2 separate regions of the Homo sapiens genome follow, and region 2 is linked to region 1. A link is an interaction called in ENCODE POLR2A ChIA-PET data of the cell type or tissue named here. Cell type or tissue: A673. All regions are shown on one strand. Each heading gives the region's core, and the rest is flanking DNA. Links, peaks and the distances in the headings are about the cores only. Region 1 overlaps FAM76A (family with sequence similarity 76 member A). Region 2 holds the start of LINC02574 (long intergenic non-protein coding RNA 2574).

Evidence for each region. Peaks named below come from ENCODE experiments on the same cell type or tissue, not always from the same donor. Only the 100,000 strongest peaks of a DNase experiment are listed, where the experiment ranks them.
Region 2: POLR2A ChIA-PET joins it to region 1 with 5 read pairs; 4 of 35 experiments call an interaction of 5 or more read pairs at or near these places.

The regions. Positions count from the first base shown.
Region 1 is chr1:27,747,732-27,759,666 of GRCh38, forward strand. It overlaps FAM76A (family with sequence similarity 76 member A), which reads left to right. Exons shown (of 9, transcript NM_152660.3): 6 at 1,337-1,423; 7 at 7,464-7,599; 8 at 11,795-11,896. Among named protein-coding and RNA genes, the nearest start is that of STX12, 20 kb to the right of the region's middle. In A673, for the core only: no CTCF peak of the experiment used is centred there; no DNase peak of the experiment used is centred there.
Region 2 is chr1:27,651,004-27,662,938 of GRCh38, forward strand. It overlaps LINC02574 (long intergenic non-protein coding RNA 2574), which reads right to left and starts at 11,719. Exons shown (of 2, transcript NR_151722.1): 1 at 11,674-11,719; 2 at 9,325-9,719. RefSeq lists enhancers at 149-1,115, 8,233-8,733, 11,335-11,850, 11,572-11,781, 11,851-11,935 and silencers at 3,508-3,910, 8,843-9,082. In A673, for the core only: no CTCF peak of the experiment used is centred there; a DNase peak (open chromatin) is centred at 5,298.

The sequences.
Region 1 (11,935 bases), core at 6,562-11,561:
CATGGTGAAACCCGTCTCTACCAAAAAATACAAAATTAACTGGGTGTGGTGGCTGGCGCGCACCTGTAGTCCCAGCTATTCGGGAGGCTGAGGTGGAAGGATCACTTGAAGCCAGGAGGCGGAGGTTGCAGTGAACCAGGATCGTGCCACTGCACTCCAGCTTGGGTGACAGAGTGAGACTCCATCTCAAAAAAATAAAAATAAAAATAAAACTAGACTAGGAGTTCAAATATATTGACCTGGTTTCTAGTCCCAGCTTTACTTCTAACTAGCTATATGTGTCTTGGTAGATAAGTTGATCTTGAGCTATTTCTGTACAGTAGAAATAATAACTTATCTATACCTCACAGAATTATAAGATGCATGTGAGACAGTAAATGTAAAAGAAGTTTTTTTTTTTTTTTTTTTTTTTGAGACGGAGTCTTGCTCTGTCGCCCAGGCTGGAGTGCAGTGGCACAATCTCGGCTCACTGCAAGCTCTGCCTCCCGGGTTCACGCCATTCTCCTGCCTCAGCCTCCCAAGTAGCTGGGACTACAGGTGCCCGCTACCACACCCGGCTGATTTTTATATTTTTAGTAGAGACGGGGTTTTACAGTGTTAGCCAGGATGGTGTCGATCTCCTGACCTCGTGATCCATCCACCTCGGCCTCCCAAAGTGCTGGGATTACAGGCGTGAGCCACCGCGCCCAGCCAAAAGAACTTTTTAAACTAGAAGACAGATTATACTTCTTATTGAAGTTTTTTTTTTTTTTTTTTTTGAGGCGGAGTCTCGCCAGGCTGGAGTGCAGTGGATTGCTGGGAGTGCAGTGGATTGATCTCGGCTCACTGCAGGCTCCGCCCCCGGGGTTCAAGCCATTCTGCTGCCTCAGCCTCCTGCGTAGCTGGGACTACAGGCGCCCGCCACCTCGCCTGGCTAATTTTTTGTATTTTTAGTGGAGATGGGGTTTCACCGTGTTAGCCAGGATGGTCTCAATCTCCTGACCTCGTGATCCGCCTGCCTCAGCCTCCCAAAGTGCCGGGATTACAGGCGTGAGCCACCGCACCCGGCCTCTTATTGAAGTTTTATTGATATTTGTTCTCATGGTTATTAATAAAGCAGGTAATATTTAATTAATTAAGGCCAAGAATTTTTTTTTTTGATCCTGTGGAAACTAGCTACCCATCCATCCAGGCCTACAAAATCATCACCTTGGTAGATTCTTTATTAATCAAGAATTATTAGCTCTTGCATAGAAGAGCTGCTGTCTTAACATTGGTCTATTTGACAGACTTTCATTGTGATGTTTTGTTAATCTTTGATTTCTAATGTGTGTCTCTCTATTTTTGCCATTAAAAGCCAGAAAACACTTTCTACATCTTCAATTCAAAATGAAATCCCAAAGAAAAAGTCCAAGTTTGAGTCAATCACAACTAATGGAGACAGGTGAGCCAGTTGGAGTATGTGTGCGCACACATTTGAAATGCATACACAGTTCCTGAAACAGGAATACATTTAGGGTCTGCCTTGGAATTAGTCTGTGGCTGTCAGTGAATCTTATAAGTAAGCAGTACTGATATTTGTTTATAAATCTAATCTTGTCATTAAAAGATAAGAACTCATAACTTGATTTAATAGCAATTGAATTCTGCAGTCCACTAAATTATAATTTTTTTTAAGAGACAGTCTCACTCTGTCACTCAGGCTGGAGTGCAGTGGCGCGATTTTGGCTCACTGCAACTTCTGTCTCCTGGGTTCGAGCAATTCTCATGCCTCAGTCTCCCAAGTAGTTGGAATTACAGGGGCACCACCATGTCCAGCTAATTTTTGTACATTTAGTAGAGACAGGGTTTCACCATGTTGACTTGAACTCCTGGCCTCAAGTGACCTGCCCACCTCGGCCTCCCAAAGTGCGGGGATTACAGGCATGAGCCACCTTGCCCAGCTTCCCCTACACTAATTCTAAGAAGTCCAGAGCTGGATGCTTTTCTTTGTGATCTCTGCCCATATCTTCCTGCAGGCAGGAGAGGAGTTGATCTTGAGAGGTAAAGACAGGTTGGGATTAAGGCAATGTTGCCAAATTTGTGAGGATCCACACTTCCTTAACATTCAGAAAGCCAGCCCAGTGCAGATTCTGGATCAGGAGAGAATGAGATGCATTTGCATGTTTTTGTTTCATTTCAAGCCAGTCTAAATGCATACTTTTAGTCCTCACTTTCCTCTCCCCTCCTCAGTGGTACTTCCTCTTGTGAGCTGCTTGGGTCCTAATATCCAGAGTGTCCCATCTGTGTTGGTACAGTGGGCTGCTTCTCAACAAAGTGTTGGGACCAACCATTTTTCTGTTCCTCCAGGCCTGGGCATCCTGAAGTGAAACCACCTGACACACTTCCTGCGATCTTTGAAATCATCTCCATCCTGAAAACTCCTCCCATTCACAGTTCTCCTTCCCAGCCAGTAGTGGATATAGGAGCAGACCAGCATATAGGCTTACCAGGACTGATTTTGTTTATTTAGAGGGATACAAAACATTCTTTCCCATTGCCTTTTTTGTTAACTTGCTTTCAGACTCTACAAGGTTTTTAGAACTAGTTTCACTGATTTTTAAACTTCTTGAATTGAACCTTCTGGAATGCTTAATTTAGGTAGTCAGATTACATGGGGGGAGGAACCATAAAGATCATCTTTCTGGCCAGCTTTACTGTTCTCTCATAAGCTAGTCTGGCCATTGTGAAGAAAGGGATGTGGCACAGGTTGTCCATCACCTCTGCCAGGGCATGTGACCCTGCAAAAACTACTTCAAGGAATGAACTTTTTGAACACCCTGCTTTATAAAGGCCTAAGCCAAGACCTATGGCTTTAGATTCATTTCTGTTTTGTGCTCATTTATGATCCAGGCTGTGTTTGAATGACCTGGAAAAAGCTCGTTCGTATCTTCCAGTTTAACCAACCAGTCCTTAATGTTCACTTTCTATTAGCTTATTTTGTTCTTGAGATACTGCCACTATTCTTGCTGTCCATTGCTATGGATACACCAAGCTAAAAACTCAAGTTTTCTGTTCAGTGTTTTATTGCATCCAGTCATCAGCAATGCTGTTTTCCTCAAGTAGAAAGCTGATCCTTGACATAGGTACATGGTCTTTCATGGTGTCCTCCAGAAAAGATATTAAATGATCATTTTGACCAGGCACAGTCGTTCACACATGTAATCCCAGCACTTTGGGAGGCCAAGGCTGGTGAATCACCCAGGAGTTTGAGACCAGCCTGGGCAATATGATGAAACACCATCTCTAAAGATTAGCTGGGCATGGTGGCGTGTGCCTGTAATTCCAGCTACTCAGGAGGCTGTGGTGGGAGGATCACCTGAGCCTGGGGAAGTTGAGGCTGCAGTGAGCCATGATTGCGCCACTGCAGTTGAGCCTAGGCAGTGAGACTCTGTCTCAAAAAAAAAGGTAGGGGAGATAACTTTTTCCTTAAAATGACATGCTAATTTATTTTTCTAAGTAATTTATAATTTGAAAATTTGGAAATGTTTTCTGCTGTCACAAAAACTATTTTCATACCCATTTAAAATGTTCCTGCATTAGCATTTTTAACATTCTATTCTACTTGTTTGCATTTCTTTTTTTTAAATGTTCATAGCACAAGATAAATTCCACTTTGCTGTCCTCTTTACTTGTTGTGGGTTTTTTTTCCCTGCATTTACTTTGCTTTGAAAAAAGCATTCTGACATTTTTTTTGACAGTCCTTTTTTAATGTCATCCAAACCAAAATTTCACTGGCTACCCATTTCTTTTTTTTTTTTTTTCTTTTTTTTGAGACAGGGTCTCACCCTGTTGCCCAGGCTGGAATGCAGTGTCACGATCTTGGCTCACTGCAGCCTCGACCTCCTGGGCTCAGGTGATCCTTCCACCTAAGCCTCCCAAGTAGCTGGGACTATAGACATGCACCACCATGCCTGCCTAATTTTTGTATTTGTAGAAATAGGGTTTCACTATGTTACTCAGGCCAGTCCTGAACTCCTGGGTTCAAGTGATCCTCCTATGTTGGCCTCCCAAAGTGCTGGGATTACAGGAATGAGCCACTATGCCTGGCTTTTTTTGTTTTTTTTCTTTTGAGACAAGGTCTCACTGTGTCACCCAGGCTGGAGTGCAGTGGCGCAATTATGGCTCACTGCAGCCTCGACCTCCTGGACTCAAACGATCCTCCCACCCCAGCCTCCCAAGTAGCTGGGACTACAGGCACATGCCTCCACACTCGGCTAATTTTTTTGTGTAGATGGGGTCTCGAACTCCTGGCCTCAAGTGATCCTCCTGCTTTGGCCTCCCAACATGCTGGGATTATAGGCATGAGCCACCAGACCCAGCCCCTAAAATATTCATATACTTTTAAATTTATGCTCTTATTCTTTTATTTTTATTCCCCATGTTTTCTGCAAGTTGCTGCCTAATGGTTTTTCACTGACCTTTCTATACTACTACATTCTCTTCTCTTATTTAATATTGAGTTATGTTTGATTATTTTTCCTCCTTTTTGTTTATCCATTAGCCTTCTATTTTTTTTAGACAGAACACATTTTAGCTTTCAAAAATGGCTTTATAAGATGCTTTAGTCTTTTTTTTCTAAGTATCCTACAACATCCACAGTCTCTGTCTCAATATGTCCTAATTTGTTTGTTGAAATTATAACAAAAACTTTTCAATTTTAGGAAAATATAAGTTAATTTCTAGTTTTCCTTCCTCTAGAAAATACACTGGCTACTTTTTAATCATGTGTGTTTATTTTTCCATAGGCAATCAAAAAAGCAGCCACAACAGCTGGTGGCACTCAGGCACAGCTTGTGGTTTATTGTTTCTAAAGGACATTCTTTTTTTTAACTCGTAGTTTCATTTTATTCTCCGTCTGAAATGTGCCTGAAAGATTAATCTGTATAGCCTTTGAGGACTGACTCAGGACCAATATGTAGGGTTATAGAGAGGCAGGTTTTGGCTCAACCCAAGAAAATTGTTCTTACAGTACGAGCTTTTGTAAAAGACAATTTTTCTGGAGAAGTAGTAGTTCCCTGTCATTGGAGCCATTAGGAAAGAGACTGGTTTTTCTGCCTTGTTACCCTAGCCATCTTTTTTCATTTCTAGTAGTTCTTACTGAACCAGGAATTAGAGAGTTAGTGAGGGCTGGGCACGGTGGCTCACGCCTGTAATCCCAGCACTTTGGGAGGCCAAGGTGGGTGGATCACCTGAGGTCGGGAGTTCGAGACCAGCCTGACCAACATGGAGAAACCCCGTCTCTACTAAAAACACAAAAATTAGCCAGGCATGGTGGCGCACGCCTGTAATCCCAGCTACTTGAGAGGCTAAGGCGGGAGAATCACTTGAACCCAGGAGGCAGAGGTTGTGGTGAGCTGGAGGTTGTGGTGAGCCGAGATCATGCCATTGCACTCCAGCCTAGGCAACAAGAGTGAAACTCTGTCTCAAAAAGAAAAAAAGAGAAAAGAGAGAGTTAGTGAGGTCAGTCCCTAACACAGGATAGAAAGGATGGGTGTTGTCAACTATTTATTGGTATGGGGGGAATCCTCTCACAAGAAGCAGGAAGGGTAGGGCATTAAGAGGTTTGGGGACAACAAAAAGTTACTTACATTAGCTCATTACTCTAGTTATGGGTTTAAATAGACTCTATTCAGTTGAAGAAAGACAGGTCCTTAGCAGGTATTGAAACAGATGTGAGACTGCAGCTCTAAGGGTGCTTCCAGATCTGAAACTAGTGGAGACTGTAATAGGTCCTTTCAGTACTTTCTCCTGCACACCTTGTTTTATGATTTTGCATTTATTTTTGTTATGCAGTAATTCCATCCATTCATTAGTTATGAGAGCATTGATTCATTCTTCCTCTGACAGTCTTCTCATATGCTTCATGTAAACTGAGAGGAGGGTAGGAATATTCTTGTCGATTATTTATGTCTTCCAGTCCTAGCCATAGAAATGTTTGACTTGGTAACTGTGAGGTAGTTTGTCCACTGGTTAGGCTTGCTATTTGGAGTTTCTTCCTGTGTAGAGAAATGTTGGCTATTAGATGTGGTTTAGGATATAAGAACAGTGAGTCGTTACTATATATAGGGAGTTGAGAATGAGTATTCCAGTGTCTGCTTAGGAAAAACAGGTTTGTGTTTTACTTTAAAGATTGTCCTGGGAAAAGTAAAGAGCGTTCTTTGAGAACTCTCTAGAGAACAGGATTTGACCCTCTTGGCAGTGATTCCTTAACTTGCTTTGAGTCTGAGGCACTTCTGACTGGCCATTGAAAGCTATGGATCCTCACTCTAAAAACCACCCATTATATGTGTAGACAAGATTGTACATATAATTTTGGGGTTTTGCAGATTTCCTGAAACTATCCCTTCTTTTTTTTTTTTTTTTTTTTTTTTGAGACGGAGTTTCGCTCTTGTTGCCCAGGCTGGAGTGCAATGGCGCAATCTTGGCTCACTGCAACCTCCGCCTCCCAGGTTCAAGCAATTGTCCTGTCTCAGCCTCCCAAGTAGCTGGGATTACAGGCATGCACCACCACGGCCAGCTAATTTTTTATTTTTAGTAGAGATGAGGTTTCTCCATGTTGGTCAGGCTGGTCTTGAACTCCTGACCTCAGGTGATCCGCCTGCCTTGGCCTCCCAAAGTGCTGGGATTATAGGCGTGAGCCACCGCGCCCGGCCTAAAACTGCCCCTTCTTAAGAGGCTCTGCTAAAAGGACATGGAGTCCATCTGGCACTTTGACAAAATAGAGTGCTCTAATGCTGTTATTGGGAGGAATCTGTTAAAAGCCCAAGTTGTTGTGTGACTCTGGAGTTTGCCACCTCTTTGTTCCGTTACTAAAGCAATGTTACAGAATTCCTGATATTGGAAATGACAATCTGCAGGCCATTTGTAGTGTAGGGGAAGCTGGCTTCATTCCTGTTTCATCTTTTTTGAAAAAGAACTGACTGCTCCTGGGTGGGAATCCAGCAGCTTCTCGGCAGATACACTGACTGCATTGCGGTGCTTTGGGACAGAAGACAAGGACCTGAAAGATGAGCTCTGAGGGAAGCATTAAAGAAAAATGCATGAGCTCACAGTTTATAATTTATCTGGAATTCTAAGGAATTTATCTAATCACAAAAATTAGGATGGTTTTTCTAGTACATCACTGGGGATCTTTAAGGAACCTGAAACAGTATCCTTAGCTCTTGGGATGTGGCATTTATTTCCGTCCTAAATGTGAGAGAAGATGCTGCAGGGATGCTGCCAGGTTGTGGCTTTGGTTCGTAGAGTTATCTGATGGCCACCTTACCTCTGCAGTTCAGCTCAGCAAGTGCCGTTGAGCCCAGCATGTGTGGTGCAATGTGCTTGATGCTAGGATTCCTGCCCTTTAGGAGCTTGCAGACAAGTGGTCTAGGATGCATCCTCAGGTAGAGAAAAGTTTATCCATCCAAGTTAAAATATTTTCCCCTGATTTTTAAATTTAGCTTCTCCCCAGACCTGGCTCTGGACTCACCAGGCACTGACCACTTTGTCATCATTGCCCAACTGAAGGAAGAAGTGGCTACCCTGAAGAAGATGTTGCATCAAAAGGATCAAATGATTTTAGAGAAAGAGAAGAAGGTATGGTTTAGTTAATTCCTCTCTGACCAGAATGATGCGAGGGTGAGATATGTGGTATGGGACATGATAATAACCCTTTTTAACTGATGTTTGTTGAGAGCCTATGTCAAGGTTGGGATATCCTGGGGAGAGGCTGGCTGTCTGCCAAGATGACTTTTGGGATGGCATTACTCCAGTCAGTTGGGCTCAAAAAACTGATTTTTCTCAGCACTTGCAGCTTCCACTTCTCAAAGAGGACATTTTGTTTTTTGTTTTGTTTTTGAGACAGGGTCTCAGCTGTGTCACCCTGGCTGGAGTGCAGTGGCACAATCATGGCTACTGCAGCCTCTAACTTCCAGTCTCAGGCAATCCTCCCATCTCAGCCCACTTAGTAGCTTGGACTACAGGCATGTGCCACTGTACCCGGCCAATTTTTAAAATTTTTTGTAGAGACATGGTCTTATTATGTTGCCCAGACTGGTCTTGAACTCCTGGTCTTAAGTGATCCTTCCATTTTAGCCTCCCAAAGTGCTAGGATTACAAATGTGAGCCATTGCCCCTGGCCTCAGAGAGGACATTTGTTAACTGAGCTTACAGAGACAATGTATAAAAAAACCAGTGTTCACATCTCAGTTCACAGCGGAGCATGTAACAAACAGTACACAGTTCTTGGCATGAGCTACCTGGAGAGGCTGTAATCAGAAGGTGCTGAATAAGCATAGAGTTGGGACACGAGGAGGTAGTTATGTAACTGGAATGTTCAGTGCTGTCCGGCTAAAAGAACCTAATGTCTCTTTCTCTTCTCATGGGGATGGCCATGTCTGTGGGACAATAATACTCAAAGTTCATGGGACATTTCTTCCTCTTCCCTGAACAGCGTTCATGTGGGCCTTCTGCCATGACTCTTATGTCACTGTGCTTCCACTGCTGACAACTCTTACTAAGTGACCCATCTTTAATATGTTAATATTTTAATATCTTAGTTTATCTTCAGTATTAATACTCTTTTTTTTCTTTTTTTGTTTTTTGAGACAGAGTCTCTGTCGCCCAGGCTCACTGCAACCTCTGCCTCCTGAGTTCAAGCGATTCTCCTACCTCAACCTCTCAAGTAGCTGGGATTACAGGTGCCTGCCACCATGCCTGGCTAATTTTTCTATTTTCAGTAGAGATGGGGTTTCGCCATGTTGGACAGGCTGGTCTCGAACTCCTCATCTGAAGTGATCTGCCTGCCTCATCTTCCCAAAGTGTTGGGATTACAGGTGTGAGCCACTGTGCCCGGCCTCAGTGTTAATATTTTATTTTCACATCAGAATATCTTCTATCTTATATTTCTAATATCTTCACATTAATATCTTCAGAATAAGACCAGTCTTATTATGGTCTGAAGTTGTCTTCCATTTTTACATTCTTACTCTGATTCATGTCTGTTATCTTGTTTTCAGGTTTTCTAAATAGTATCTCATTTTTAGGCTGGGCACACTGGCTCACACCTGTAATCCCAACACTTTGGGAGGCTGAAGCAGGCAGATTGCTTGAGCCCAGGAATTCAAGACCAGCCTGGGCCATTGGTGAAACCTCATCTCTGCAAAAAATACAAAAATTAGCAGGGCTTGATGGTGTGCACCTATGGTCCCAGCTACTTGGGAGGCTAAGGTGGGAGGATCACCTTAGCCTGGGAGGTCAAGGCTGTGGTGAGCAGTGATCATACCACTGCACTCCAGCCTGTGGGTGACAGAGCCAGACCCTGTCTCCAAAAACAAACAAAAAAGAATATCTCATTTTGCCTTAATATTATAATAATAATAGCTAACTTTTATTGGATGCTAACTTCGTGCCTAGCTCTGTTTTAAGTGCTTTATATGTATTAACTCATTTATTCTTTTTTTTTTTTTTTTTTTTTTTTTGAGACAGAGTCTTGCTCTGTCACCCAGGCTGGAGTGCAGTGGTGCAATAGTTCACTGCAACCTCTGACTCCTGGGTTTAAGTGATTCTTGTGCCTCAGCCTCCTGAATAGCTAGCTGGGACTACAGGCGTGCACCACCACACCTGGCTGATTTTTGTTTTTGTTTTTGATTGAGACAGGGTCTTGCTCTGTCACCCAAGCTGGAGTGCAGTGGTGCAATCTCTGCTCACTGCAACCTCTGCCTCCCTGGGTTCAAGTGATTCTCCTGCCTCAGCCTCCCGAGTAGCTCGGATTACAGGCATGTGGCACCACAGCCAGCTAATTTTTGTATTTTTCATAGAGATGGGGGTCTCACCATGTTGGCCGGGCTGGTCTTGAACTCCTGACCTCAAGTGACCCGCCCACCTCGGCCTCCCAAAGTGCTGGGATTACAGGCATGAGCTACCATGCCTGGCCCATTTATTCTTATAAAAAGCCTTTGAGGCCGGGCTTGGTGGCTCATGCCTGTAATCCCACCATTTTGGGAGGCCAAGGCGGGTGGATCACGAGGGCAGGAGATCAAGACCATCCTGGCTAACACGGTGAAACCCTGTCTCTACTAAAAATACAAAAAAATTAGCTGGGCGTGGTGGTGGGCGCCTGTAGTCCCAGCTACTCGGGAGGCTGAGGCAGGAGAATGGCGTGAACCGGTGAGGCGGAGCTTGCTGTGAGCCAAGATCGTGCCACTGCACTCCAGCCTGGGCTACAGAGCAAGACTCCATCTCAAAAAAAAAAAAAAGCCTTTGAGGTGGGAATTGTTACAATCATTTCATAGATGAAGAATGCCTCCAGTATTTTTCTTCTTAGGGGTTTCTGATCTCCCCTGGCTCTTTATGTTGTTTTCTGCCAAGTTCAGAATGCTGTGATTCATTCTGAATAGCTAAGACATTGATGTAAATTCCTTACTTGCATTCATCTAATTTCTACCTCATTTTACAGATGAGGAAACAGACCCGAAGAGGTTAATATGTCCAAACCACACAGCTAGTAAATGGCGGAACAAGGGACTGGAAGTCTTTCTGACTCTACTGTTCTTTCTACTGTGCTATGCTTTCTCCTGCTAGGAAGGTGGAAATTCATGGGAAGAGATCTGTGTTCTATCCACATAACTACATGACTGTCAAGTGAAAATGGCCCAAGTATATTCTCTCCATGGACTAGATCAGAATGGCACATAAAAGGATTTTTGTAAAACAGGGACAAGATGAACACTTGTTTCTACTGCTTTGCAGAGATAGTTTTTATTTATTTATTATTTTTATTTTTTTGAGACAGGGTCTTGCTCTGTTGCCCAGGCTGTTGGGCAGTGGTGCAGTCTCAGCTCACTGTAAACTCAACCTCCCTGGCTCAAGCGATCCTCCCACCTCCGTCCTCTAAATAGCTGGGACTGCAGGCGCACACCACCACACCCAGCTATTTTAATTTTCGTTTTTTTTTTTTTTTTTTTTGTAGACATGGGGTTTCACCATGTTGCCCATGTTGGTCTCAAACTCCTGAGCTCAAGTATTCCGCCCTTTTGGCCTCCCAAAGTGCTGGGATTACAGGCATGAGCCACCACTCCTGGCCCAGAGTTAGGGTTTTTAAAGGAGCAAAAGCAGATTGTTTCCCAAAGCTTTCAGGAAGCTTGGAATACAGGCTCTTTAGCATAATGCCTGCCCATCTCTCCAACCTCATCAGCCATTCAAATAATCTCTGTTATCTCACATTTATCTGCCTGTGCCTATACTGTTCTCTGCTTGGTTGCCCTCCTGCTCACCTTATGTGCCTATTGTTAATACATCTCAAAGCTCAGCTCACACATCACCTCTGATTTAGAATTTCCTTGAAGAGCAGTCAACAGAAGGGGGTCTGGGGTTTGAAATCTAGCTCTGCCCCTTGCTAACTCTGTATATGATCTTGGCCACATTCCTTAACCCTTTCTAAAGATCAGTTTTCTCCTCTATAAAATGGGACTACTACTCTCACAATGTTATCATAAAGATCTACTGAAGTAATATAATCATATAATCAGTTTTTCTGCAACATAGTAAAAGTTCAGTAATTGGTAGCAACTATTATTCTCAAATATTCAGAAATGTTAGTTCAGGACTTTGTGTAATTTTCAGGAAAGCTTTAGAGAAAAAGAGGGTGTGGAATTCCCTGGTTTTGATTTAGATACGGATCTGCAGGAGAGCCCTGGATTTCATTAATTTGGGTGACCATTTAGCTCTCTGAAAGCAATTTTTTTTTATTGCACAGAAATTTCTTCTGGTTATTCTGCCTTGTTTCCCTCAGATTACAGAGTTGAAGGCTGATTTTCAGTACCAGGAATCGCAGATGAGAGCCAAAATGAACCAGATGGAGAAAACCCACAAAGAAGTCACAGAACAACTGCAGGTGACTGACTCTGCTTATTTTATGTGCTAAAATTGTGTA
Region 2 (11,935 bases), core at 3,221-8,220, 100 kb before region 1:
ATGTGCCAGGCCCTGTGCTAGGGCCTGAGGAGAGGGCTGTGAACAAGGCAGCTCCAGTCCCCTCCCCTCTTGGAACTTAGAAGTGGAGGAGACAATCAACAGATGTGTGACATCACTGGTGAGACTCGCTTTGAAGAGAAGCAAAGAAAGGAAGGGGCTAGAACGTCTTGGCAATCAGGGGTCAGGGCTGTGTAAAAGAATTTTTTTTTATTTTTGTATTTTTTAGGTGAAAGAAGGCCTCTTTGCAGAGGTGACATTTAGCAGTGACCTGAATAAAGTGAGGGAACTGTGAGTGCAAAGGTCCCAAGGCGAGAGTCTGCCTGGGGGCCGGTGTGGCTGGAAGACAGTGAGCGAGGGGAGATGAACTGAGAGCTGTTCAGCAAGGATGTGCTCACGCTGGTGGGCCTTCTCCGCTACAGGAAGGATATTTGGTTTTATTATCAATGTGATGGGAAACCACTGGAAGGTTTCTGAGCAGGAGAGTAATATGGTTTATTTATTTATTTATTATTTATTTGTTTATTTATTTATTTTTGAGAAGTAGTCTCGCTCTGTCACCAGGCTGGAGTGCAGTGGCACGATCTCAGCTCACTGCAAACTCTGCCTCCCAGGTTCAAGCAATTCTCCCAAGTAGCTGGGACTACAGACGTGCACACCACCACACCTGGCTAATTTTTGTATTTTTAGTAGAGAAGGGTTTCACCATTTTGGACAGGCTGGTCTTGAACTCCTGGTCTTGAACTCCTGGCCTCAAGTGATCCACCCGCCTCGGCCTCCCAAAGTGCTGGGATTTCAGGTGTGAGCCACCGTGCATGGCCAAACTTAGTATCCTTTATTTTATTTCATTTTGAGATGGAGTTTCACTCTTGTTGCCCAGGCTGGAGTGCAATGGTGCAACCTTGGCTCACTGCAACCTCCACCTCCTGGGTTCAAGCGATTCTTCTGCCTCAGCCTCCTGAGTAGCTGGGATTACAGGCATGCACCACTACACCTGGCTAAATTTGTATTTTTAGTAGAGATGGGGTTTCTCCCTGTTGGTCACGCTGGTCTCAAACTCCCGACCTCAGGTGATCCGCCTGCCTCAGCCTCCCAAAGTGCTAGGATTACAGGCATGAACCACTGCACCCGGCCCTCAGTATCCTTTATAAAGCTTTCCCTACTAGAACACACAGATCTCCCTGATTCTTTTTCGTAGCCATATAGTATTCCATTTTGTGGATGGACTGTGCTCTACCTAGTCTAGCCCCTTACTAATCGACAGTTGGGTTGTTTCCAGTCTTTGGCTATGGAAACAGTGCTGCAGAGAATAACTTTATACATACATCATTTATTACTCATGCAAGTCTATCCGAAGATGAATTCCCAGAAATAGGTTATCTGAAGGTATTTTGATAGATTTTGCCAAAATGCCCTTTTACCAATTTATATTCACACATGTGAGAGTCATGTGTGAGAACATGTGTGAGAGTAGTACTATTTCCTCATAGAAATGCTCACAGAATATGTTATTCAGCTTTTGGGGTTTTTTTGGCCAGACTGATAAGACATCGTATCTTAGTCCATTTTGTGCTGCTATAATAAAATCCCACAGAATGGATAATTAATCATAAACAGAAGTGTATTGGCTCACAGTTTTGGAGGCTGGGAATTCCAGGATCATGGGGCCCACATCTGGCTTGGGCCCTCTTGCTGTGTCATCCCATGGTGGAAGAGCAAAGAGAGGGTGACAGAGAAGAAAAGGGAACTGAACTTGCCCTTTTATAATGAATCTGTTCCCAGAATAATAATCCCACTCCTGCTATAACAGCACCACCAATCCATTCATGAGGGTGAAACCCTCATGACCTAAACACCTCTCCTTAGGCCCAACCTCCCAACACTGTTGTATGGGGTTAAGTTCCCAGCACCTGCTTTTCGCGGCGTAATGTTCAAACTGTAGCAATATTCTAGTCTAGTTTTTCTGGTTTGCATTTCTTTTGAGTTTGAGCTTCTTTTTATGTGTTTAAGAATCACTTATATTTACTTTTCTGGGAACCGTCAGTTCATATGCTAGGCCTCTATTTCTTTCTTTTTTTCTTTTTTCTTTTTTTTTGAGATGGAGTTTCGCTCTTGTTGCCCAGGCTGGAGTGCAATGGCGTGATCTCGGCTCACTGCAACCTCCGCCTCCCAGGTTCAAGCGATTCTCCTGCCTCAGCCTCCTGAGTAACTCGGATTACAGGCAGGCGCCACCATGCCCAGCTAATTTTTTTGTATTTTTAGTAGAGACGGGGTTTCTCCATGTTGGTCAGGCTGGTCTTGAACTCCCGACCTCAGGTGATCTGCCCACCTTGGCCTCCCAAATTGCTGGGATTACAGGCGTGAGCCACCGCGCCCGGCCTAGGCCTCTATTTCTATAAGATTAATCAATTTCCTGGAATTCTTTCTAAATAAGCGAGATGTTCCCTTGTCTGTGATTAGAGTTGTAAATATTTCCCCCAGATTGTCATTTGTCTTATGCGTTGATTTATAGTGTTTTTCCATGCAGAAGTTTTTGATTTTTATATAGTTGACTTTATCAATCTTTTCTTTTTACAGCTTTTTGATTTTTGAGTCATGGTTAAACTTTCTCCACTATGAGATTATACATTCTCCCATGTTTTCCTCTAGTGCCTTTACGGTTTTATTTTGATTTTTCAAACATTTAAATATTTTATCCCTTGGGAGCTCATCCTGGTGCTCAGTGTGAGGCACGGATCTAATTTTTTTTTTCCTAGTTGGCTACCTAGGTGTCCCAACACCATTTATTAAAGAGTCCATTTTCCACTTTGAGAGGACACCTTTATCAAATACTAAATTCTCGCGTGCAATTAGGTCTATTTCTGGACTTTCTATTCTAGTCCATTGGTCTGTTTGTCTCTTCCTGAACCAAACCAAGTGGTTTTAATTATTATTTTTTGTTTTGTTTTGTTTTGAGACCGAGTCTCGCTCTGTCGCCCAGGCTGGAGTGCAGTGGTTTGATCTCGGCTCACTGCAACCTCTGCCTCCTGGGTTCAAGCAATCCTCCTGCCTCAGCCTCCCAAGTGGCTAGGATTATAGGCACCCACCATCACGTCTGGCTAATTTTTATATTTTTAGTAGAGAAGGGGTTTCACCATGTTGGCCAGGCTTGTCTCGAACTCCTGACCTCAAGTGATCCACTCGCCTCGGCCTCCCAAAGTGCAGGGATTACAGGCATGAGCCAGCATGCCCAGACTTAATTATTTATTTATTCTTATTTTATTTTTTTGAGATGGAATCTCTTTTCATCGTCTAGGACGCTGGAGTGCAGTGGCATGATCTCGGCTCACTGCAACCTCTGCCTCCTGGGTTCAAGTGATTCTCCTGCCTCAACCTCCTGAGTAGCTGGGACTATAGGCGCCTGCCACCAGGCCAGGCTAATTTGGCTAATTTTTGTATTTTTTTTTTTTTTAAGATGGAGTCTCACTCTGTTGCCCAGGCTGGAGTGCAGTGGCATGATCTTGGGTCACTGCAACCTCCAACTCCCGGGTTCAAGCAGTTCTCTGCCTCCGTCTACCAAGTAGCTGGGACTATAGGCATGCACCACCACACCCAGGTAATTTTTGTATTTTTAGTAGAGACAGGGTTTCACCACATTGGCCAGGCTGGTCTCGAACTCCTGACCTCAGGTGATCCGCCTGCCTCGGCCTCCCAAAGTGCTGGGATTACAGGCGTGAGCCACCATGCCCGGCTCTTAATTTTTGTATTTTTAGTAGAGATGGGGTTTCACCATGTTGGCCAGTCTGGTCTTGAACTCCTGACCGCAAGTGATCCACTCGCCTTGGCCTCCGAAAGTGCTGGGATTACAGGCGTGAGCCACCCCATCAAGCCCCAAGTTGTTTTAATTTTTGAGGCTTTAAATATTGTTATCTAACAGTAGTCAGTGAGTGTTGCCTTTTTTTTTTTCCAGAATTTTTCTGGCATTCTTTTTCTTTCTCTCTCTTCTGTCCTTTTTTTGTTTGTTTTTGGGGGTGGGGAACCTCAGGAGACCTCATGGGATTTATGCCTTTGCAGGAAAAAGAAAATCAATAATTACATGTTATTTGGTAGTGGCTAAGAAAAAAAATAAAGCAGGTAAAAGAGCAGAAGGCAACTAAGGGGTAATATTTAGATAGGCAGCCAGGGAAGTCCCCTGGATGAGGGGGAGATACCTGAGTGAAGGATGGGAGACCACGTGGCTACCTGGGGGAAGACATGCCTGGCAGGGCCAAGGGCAAATGCAGAGGCCTGAGGCAGGAGCACGCCTGGCATGCTGAAAAACAGCAAGGCGGCCAGTGCAGCTGGAAGGGAGTGATCAGAGCAGAGAGTGGGAGGCAGTGAGGTAGATCACGCAGGGCCTTGTAGGTCACAGCAAGGACATTGGCTTTTCCTCTGACACCAGGAGCCATGGGGGGGGCGAGGGGGTTGAGCAGAAGAGTGACATGTTCTGACCTCCGTTTTAACAGGATCACTCAGGCTACTGCGTGGAGTGCAGACTGCAGGGGTGAGGGTAGCGGCAGGGAGGGCAATAGGATTTGGGATGGGTGAATAAATTGTAACTTGGTTTCCTTGTCCATTTTCCCCCATCAAACTGTGAGCTTTGCAAGGACAGGCCCTGAGCTTATTCAGCTCTATGAGCCAAGTGCCAGGCCCAGAGTAGGCGCGGATAAACACTGTGTGAGGAAGAAGGGTGGGAAGACAGAGGAGGAGACAGGAGGCAGGAGAGGCAGAGCCCCCTGGGAAATGGCTCTGCAAAGGCCACAGAAAGAAGAGGAAGCAGACATGATGACAGAGCCTGTTCCCCAGCAGGAACCAAGGCCAGGAAGGGCTGAAGCTGGGGAGCTGGGCCCCCAACCCCGGATCTGTGGCCCCCATTAACAATCAGGTTATGTGCAGTTTATGCTGGAGTTCTGCCAACAAAAGGACCCTGGCCGGGGGGGGTGGGGTGGGGATCTGTTCCTCAAGGTGAAGGTGCAAAGGTGAGGTGGCCTGGCAGAGAGGAGAGCAGCTTTCCTGAATCCTTGCACACAGAGGCCCTGAGAAAGGATAATTCACCCCCTTTATAGATGGTAAGTTGAGGCTCCATGAAAGAAACAGACCTAAGTGATACAGCAAATAGGTGGCCTGGCCTAGTTTCAGGGGCTTGGCCTCTCCAAAACACCTCCTTGGCCACTACCTAATTTGGTCGGGGTCCCCTGCAGTTTTAGGGAGTGACTAAATACAGAAGGAAGGGATGACTCCTGTTATTCAGCCAGCTCTTAGCTGCTGCCAAAGCACAGCTGGTGAGTCCTCACTGTGGGCGGGACCCAGCTTGGGGAACAAAAGCCACAGGACACTTCAGGACCTCATGAGGCTTAGGAAAGAATTGGCCTGGAAGTAGGGCAGATAGACAAGAGGCACCAAGCTGAGGGGCAGAGGAAAGAGGTCAGGCTTTGAAGTTAGGCCTGGCTTTGCCACTATCTTGCTGTGTTATCTTAGGTAACTAGCACCTCAGTTTGCGCATCTGTAAAATGGGAACGACAAGTCCTGCTTTATAGGGCTGGCATGGGGGTTGAAAGGGGCAACAGAAGTCCAGTGCTACCTGAAAGTGCTTCCTTCTTAGCTTCCCCGCTCCCAGACTGGGGACCTGCTATCCCTGTCTTCAGCAGATGCTGGTTGGCTGCTCCTGAGCAAAGGGGAAATGGGCTGCGATGGCGGCTCAAGTCCCAGGCCTACAAATGGGTACAGGCTGTGGGGGATCTGGCCAGTGCTGACACCTAGGGGCTCTTTCAGGATTAGGTGAGCTTGCACATGCCCTCAGGACAGTTGAGTAGGTCTTGGCTCTGCACCAACTACCTCAGGCAAGGTAATCACTCTCTCTGGGCCTCAGCTCCAGGGAATCTCTTCGGCAATGGTTGGGGGTGGGCAGGAATTAGAGGTCTTCTAATTGCAAACGGAGTGGGCTGCTTCAAGAGTAGTGAGCTCCCTGCCTCTGGAGGTATGTAAGCAGGGACTGGACAAGCACTGGGTAGAGATTCACTCACTCATTAATTCAATAAACTCCTACTGAGATTCCATTTTGGGCCAGGGCCTGTGGCCATCATTGTCATTAGGAGATATAGTGACAAGGCATCTTTACTCTCCTGTAACTTACATCTTTTTTTTTTTTTTTTTTTTTTTTTGAGACGGAGTTTCCCTCTTGTTGCCCAGGCTGAAGTGCAATGGCGCGATCTCGGCTCACTGCAACCTCCGTCTCCCAGGTTCAAATGATTCTCCTGCCTCAGCCTCCCAAGTAGCTGGGATTACAGGCGCCCACCACCACGACTGGCTAAGTTTTGTATTTTTTTAGTAAAGATGGGGTTTTGCCATGTTGGCCAGGCTGGTCTTGAACTCCTGACCTCAGGTGATCCACCCGCCTCGGCCTCCCAAAGTGTTGGGATTACAGGTGTGAGCCACCACACTCGGTCTCCTCTCCGCCCCCTCCCCTTCCCTCCCTTCTCTTCTCTTCTCTTTTTTTTTTTAGACAGGGTCTTGCTCTGTTGCCCAGGCTGGAGTGCAATGGCTTGATCTTAAGCTTAACTGCAGCCTCAACCTCCTATGCAGAAGTGATGCTCATGCCTCAGCCTCCCGATTAGCTGGAACTACAGGTACATGCCAGGTATGCTCAGCTAATTTTAAAAAATTTTTAGTAGAGGCCAGGCATGGTGGCTCATGCCTGTAGTCCCAGCACTTCAGGAGGCTGAGGCGGGTGGATCACCTGAGGTCAGGAGTTCGAGACCAGCCTGACCAACATGGAGAAACCCCATCTCTACTAAAAAAAATACAAAATTAGCCAGGCATGGTGGTGCATGCCTGTAATCCCAGCTACTTGGGAGGCTGAGGCAGAAGAATTGCTTGAACCCGGGAGGTGGAGGTTGCAGTGAGATGAGACCACGCCATTGCACTCCAGCCTGGGCAACAAGAGTGAAACTCCATCTCAAAAAAAAAAAATTTTTTTTTAGTAGAAATGGGGTCTTGCTATGTTGCTCGGGGTGGTCTTGAACTCCTAGCCTCAAGCAATCATCTCACCTTGGCCTCCCAAAGTGCTGGGATTACAGGTGTGAGCCACCACCACTGCCAACCGATAACTTACATTCTAATGGGGAGACATTAAATACTGCCAAGACAGTATGTGTTCTATATTGCAGAGGCTGGTCATGAACTCCAGCCTCCAACCCATAGAGAAACTGACTTCTAAACTGATTTTTTTTTTTTTTTTTTTTTTTTTTTTTTTTTGAGACGGAGTCTCGCTCTGTCGCCCAGGCTGGAGTGCAGTAGTGCAATCTCGGCTCACTGCAACCTCTGCCTCCTGGGTTCCAGCGATTCTCCTGCCTCAGCCTCCTGAGTAGCTGGGACTACAGGTGCATGCCACCATGCTCGGCTAATTTTTGCTATTTTTAGTACAGATGGGGTTTTGCCATGTTGGCCAGGCTGGTCTTGAACTCCTGACCTCAGGTGATCCGCCCACTTTGGCTTCCCAAAATGCTGGGATTACAGGCATGAGCCACCACACCTGGCCCTAAACTGAGATTTTTTTTTTTTGAAGGATAAATACAAGTTAAATAGGGAAGGGAAGAGTGTTTAGGTCTGAGAGAAAAACAGGTGCAAAGGCTCAGAGGCGAGAGAGACATGTATTTTCAAGCAGCTGAAAGTTCAACGTGGGCAGAGGGAAGGAGGCAAGGAGGGGAGTGGCTGCGCTGAGTGAGGTCAGCAGTCACTCACCAGTCCTCAGCTGAACTGAGACCCACCTTAGGGGTCAGGATCCATCCTCTTCCATGATGATCAGGGATGAGGAGTTAGCCAGGTAAAAGGTGTGAGGGGATGGCTCAGGGAAGAAGTGATCCCAGCAGAGGTTTGTGTCACTGGGAGAGAGGAAAGACAGCTGAAAGTTGAGTCTGGCTATAGCCTGCCTGGGGGCTTGGCTGAGAAGAGAGACCTTGGTATTGTGGCCTGTGGGTCTTGCCAAGTGGCCTGAGGGCCATACGGAGCCTCTGAATGGTTTTGTGCAGGGGAGTGACTCAACCTTGGTAGGAACATGCAGGAAGGTTGTCCTGGGATGCCCTTTAAGGTCTCAGCAGACTGAAACCTCAAAGAGCCTCTGGGGAGCCCAGCCATCTTAGGCACAACCTCATTCGAGCCATCAGGGAGGATGAGAAAACTCACTTGTCAGAGGAACCTTAGAGAAGTCAAGAGACAAGGCTGGAGGGCCCTGAGCTGGGGGGTGGGGAGCATGGGGAAAGAAGAGGGTGAGGGCTCAGAAAGGCAAGAGCCCCGACACCAGGAGGCGGTGCCTGCTCTTAGCTTGCCACGGACTCCATGATTCAAGAAGGCCTGGCCCCCAGGACCCTGGGACTAGAAAGGCAATTGACTCATCCTAGGATGGGGGAAGCCTGGCCCCGGAGGTTAAGTGAAATTGCTCTAAGACACAGAGCACATCAGCGGCAGGATCAGGAAGAAACTAGTAACCCTGGAGCACCTAGCACCAGCACCCCTAGTGCAGGGTACTTCATACCTCGCATCATCTAACGCAGGTGTCGCTTCATTTTACAGATAAGCGGACTAACGTCCACAAGTCATGGACTCCTGTTCTGGGTCACACAGAGTTAGGGCTAAGAAACCAGGTCTGCAGGCGCCTAGTTTCCCGCAGTTCTTCTGGGTCTGAGTTTGGGGTGGTGGGGAAGAGGCGAGCGTGTCAAGGAGGGTGAGAGGGAGGGTGGGGCTGTGTTTCTGGGACTTTCCTCGCTGAGGTCAGAGGCACCGAAATAGACGCGCTGCAGCGAGCGCCCGGAGGCCCGGTCACACCCTGTGCCCGGCCCGCCGCGGGGAGCGGTCCAGCCGCAGCGCACGAGCCCTCCGCCGTCCCACTGCCCCCCGGAACCGCGCGAGCCTCGCAAACCGCTCGGCGCCCAGTCTCCACCTCGCCGGCTTCATGAACGTGCCCCGGGAGACCCCGACGCCCTGAAGCCGGCGCGGCCGCCCCACCGCCCCACCGCCCCACCGCCCCACCGCCGTCTGCGCGAACGCCGGGCCTCCCCCTCCGCCCATCGCTGCCACCATCTCTACTCCGACGGCTGCGGCGGTGGGTGTGGCCACCGCGCTTGCCAATCAGGAAGTGAGGGCCGGCTCCGGACGCGCCCCGCTGTTACGTCACTCCGACGGCCCCGGATGCCCCGCCCAGTGGCCTTGCCTGGGAAAGGCGACTGGGGCACCGGTGGGTGCGGACCCTCAAAGGGTGAAAATAATTCCCGTGTGAATTGCGCGCATTATAACTGCTCTAAGAAATGCAGCCAGGGCATTTTAAAATGTATTTTTTCAATCACTCCTCTTCCAGCCATTTATCCGTCCGTCTGTATGTATGTCTATCCAGTCAGCCAAAGTAATTGGGTGCCTCCTGAGTGCCAGGCGCTGTGCTGGGTTCTAGCTATAAAGAGAGATGAACCCTCTGCTTGTCCTCAGGGAGCTCATAATCTAGGGCGGAAGCCTGATGGTAACAAATGCTCATGCCATCGTTTTCATTGCAGTCATGATTCATTCTGGGACGGTGAGATACAGGCTGCTGCAATAACCAGGTGTCTAACTTGGATTGGGGCTCAGGTCCCTGTAGAAGTTACATCGAGCCGACTCCTGAAGCAACAAGTGTTCCAGGCAGAGGGAAGAGCTTGTGCAAAGGCAATGAGGCTAGCAGGCTGGAAAATAAGGGAAAGGAAACTGAGTGAGATGAGGCTCTGGAGGTTTACGGGAGCGAATTATTTAAGACCTTGGAGGCCATAGTAAGGAAATAGAATTTTCTTCTAAGTGCTGTGGGCAGTCACTGGGTACTTAGTGTTTTAAAATCTCCCTACCTCTGTGTGGAGAATAGACAGGAGTGGATACGGGAGTAAGAGTGGACACAGGGACACCTAGGAGGTGCCCTCCAGCATGGAAGGTAGTAAGCTAGATGAGAGGGAGGCTACTGTGGGTGGGACATGAACAGATTCAATAAATAATTAGAAGATACAATCCTCAGGCAGGTGGGTTGATGGATTGAATATGGGGGTGGGTGAGGCAGAGGGAGTTAAGATTAAGTCATTCATTCATTGGACAATTATTTATTGAGCCCCTCTAGATGCCAGGCACTGTTCTACAGAGGCAGACTCTCTGGGTTCAAATCCTTGTCCTGTCACTTGCTAGCTGCTTGCCTTAGGGAAATTATTTAACCTCTCTGTACCTTGATCTCTTCATCTGTAAAATGCGGATCCTAAGAACACCCGAGAGAATTATTGTAAGGATGAAAAGAGTTAATATATGTAAAACTTTGGACCTGGGTGTTTGGAGCTGGGCTCTGAGGCTGAGGACTGGGACTTGGGTACTTGGGGTTGGGTACCCGGGCCTACTTCTTGGAGTCACCAAGACTCTATGTCTTTACTGGCTTTATACAGAAAATTAAAAGAGTGACATGGAGAGCAAGCTGTTCCCACACCGTGAGTGAGACACAGGTATCCATACAATTTTAAGCTCTCAGATGATTCCAAGGGGCAGACAAGTTGGCAATTACTATGGTAGAGAGAAACAAGGAGGCAATTTTAAAGTAGGTGGTCAGGGAGGGCTTCTCTGAGGAGGTGACATTTGAGTGAAGACCAAAGAGTGCAGAAGGAGCCATCACTGAAAAGTTAGGGGGAAAAGCCTTTGGGAAGGTGTCTGGCCTAGGCACCGGCATGCCTGGAGGTGTCTTTGGCCCAAGTGTGAAAGACTGAAGGAGAAATGGGCTTAGTTTGGTGGGTTCCAAGGATAGTGATCATGGCTGAGTGAAGACCCCTACCCCTTCTGCAGATCAGAACCTGGAGCAGTTAAACCACGCTGTGCCCTGGTAGCTGTGGGTGCTGGGAGGCAAGCTCTACTGGTTCATCAAGAATTTGTGGTCAGGCTGAGGCAGGCAGATCACCTAAAGTCAGGAGTTCAAGACCAGCCTGGCCAACATGGCGAAACCCCGTAGCTACTAAACATACAAATATTAGCCGGGCATGGTGGCACGCACCAGTAATCCCAGCTACTCGGGAGGCTGAGGCAGGAGACTCGCTTGAACCCGGGAGGTGGAGGTTGCAGTGAGCCGAGATCGCACCATTGCACCATTGCCCTCCAGCCTGGGTGACAGAGCGAAACTCCATCTAAAAAAAAAAAAAAAAAAAAAAAACTAGCTGGATGTGGTGGTCCATGCCTGTGGTCCCAATTGGGAGGCTAAGGTGGGAGGATCACTTGAGCCCAGGAGGTCAAGGCTGCAGTGAGCCGTGATTGTGCTACTGCACTCCAGCCTGGGCGACAGAGCAAGACCCTGTCTCAAAAAAAAAAAAAAATCTCTCCTGTGGGCCCATGCCATTTGTTCACACAGATAATGAACCAGTGGGCCTCTGCCAGCTTCTGACTTGGCACTGGACGTTTCTCTGGGAACTGGTGCTTGGAGCGGGGAAATGGGGGCTGGATTTCTGGGACTGGGTTCTGAGGCTGGGGACTGGGACTTGGATACTGGGGGGTAGGTGCTTGGACTTGCTTTTTGGAATAACCAAGGCTCCATTTCTTTACTGGCCTCTACAGATGAGCCTGTTCCCTAACCTGACTATCCTTTCTGTGGCTTCACGGCACAGAACTTCACAAGTGTGACCTTACCTTGTCTCAGCTGTCTGTTCCATGGAGACCCAGAAAGAGGGAAAGAGAAGGCTGCTCTGGACCTGTTCATGGGGCCTTCCTGGGACCCCTTTTCCGCCCGCTAAGCCAGGAAGCCTATGCTCCCTCATCTTCCACCCCTCCCCCAGCCATCTGCTTAAAGGAAGTGGCTCCTCTGTTCTTCACAGGAAGCCACAGGCCTCCCCTGCCTCGGCAGCCTCCAGCTACTGTTGCCCCAGACCCTCGGCTGGCCCAGACCCCCCTT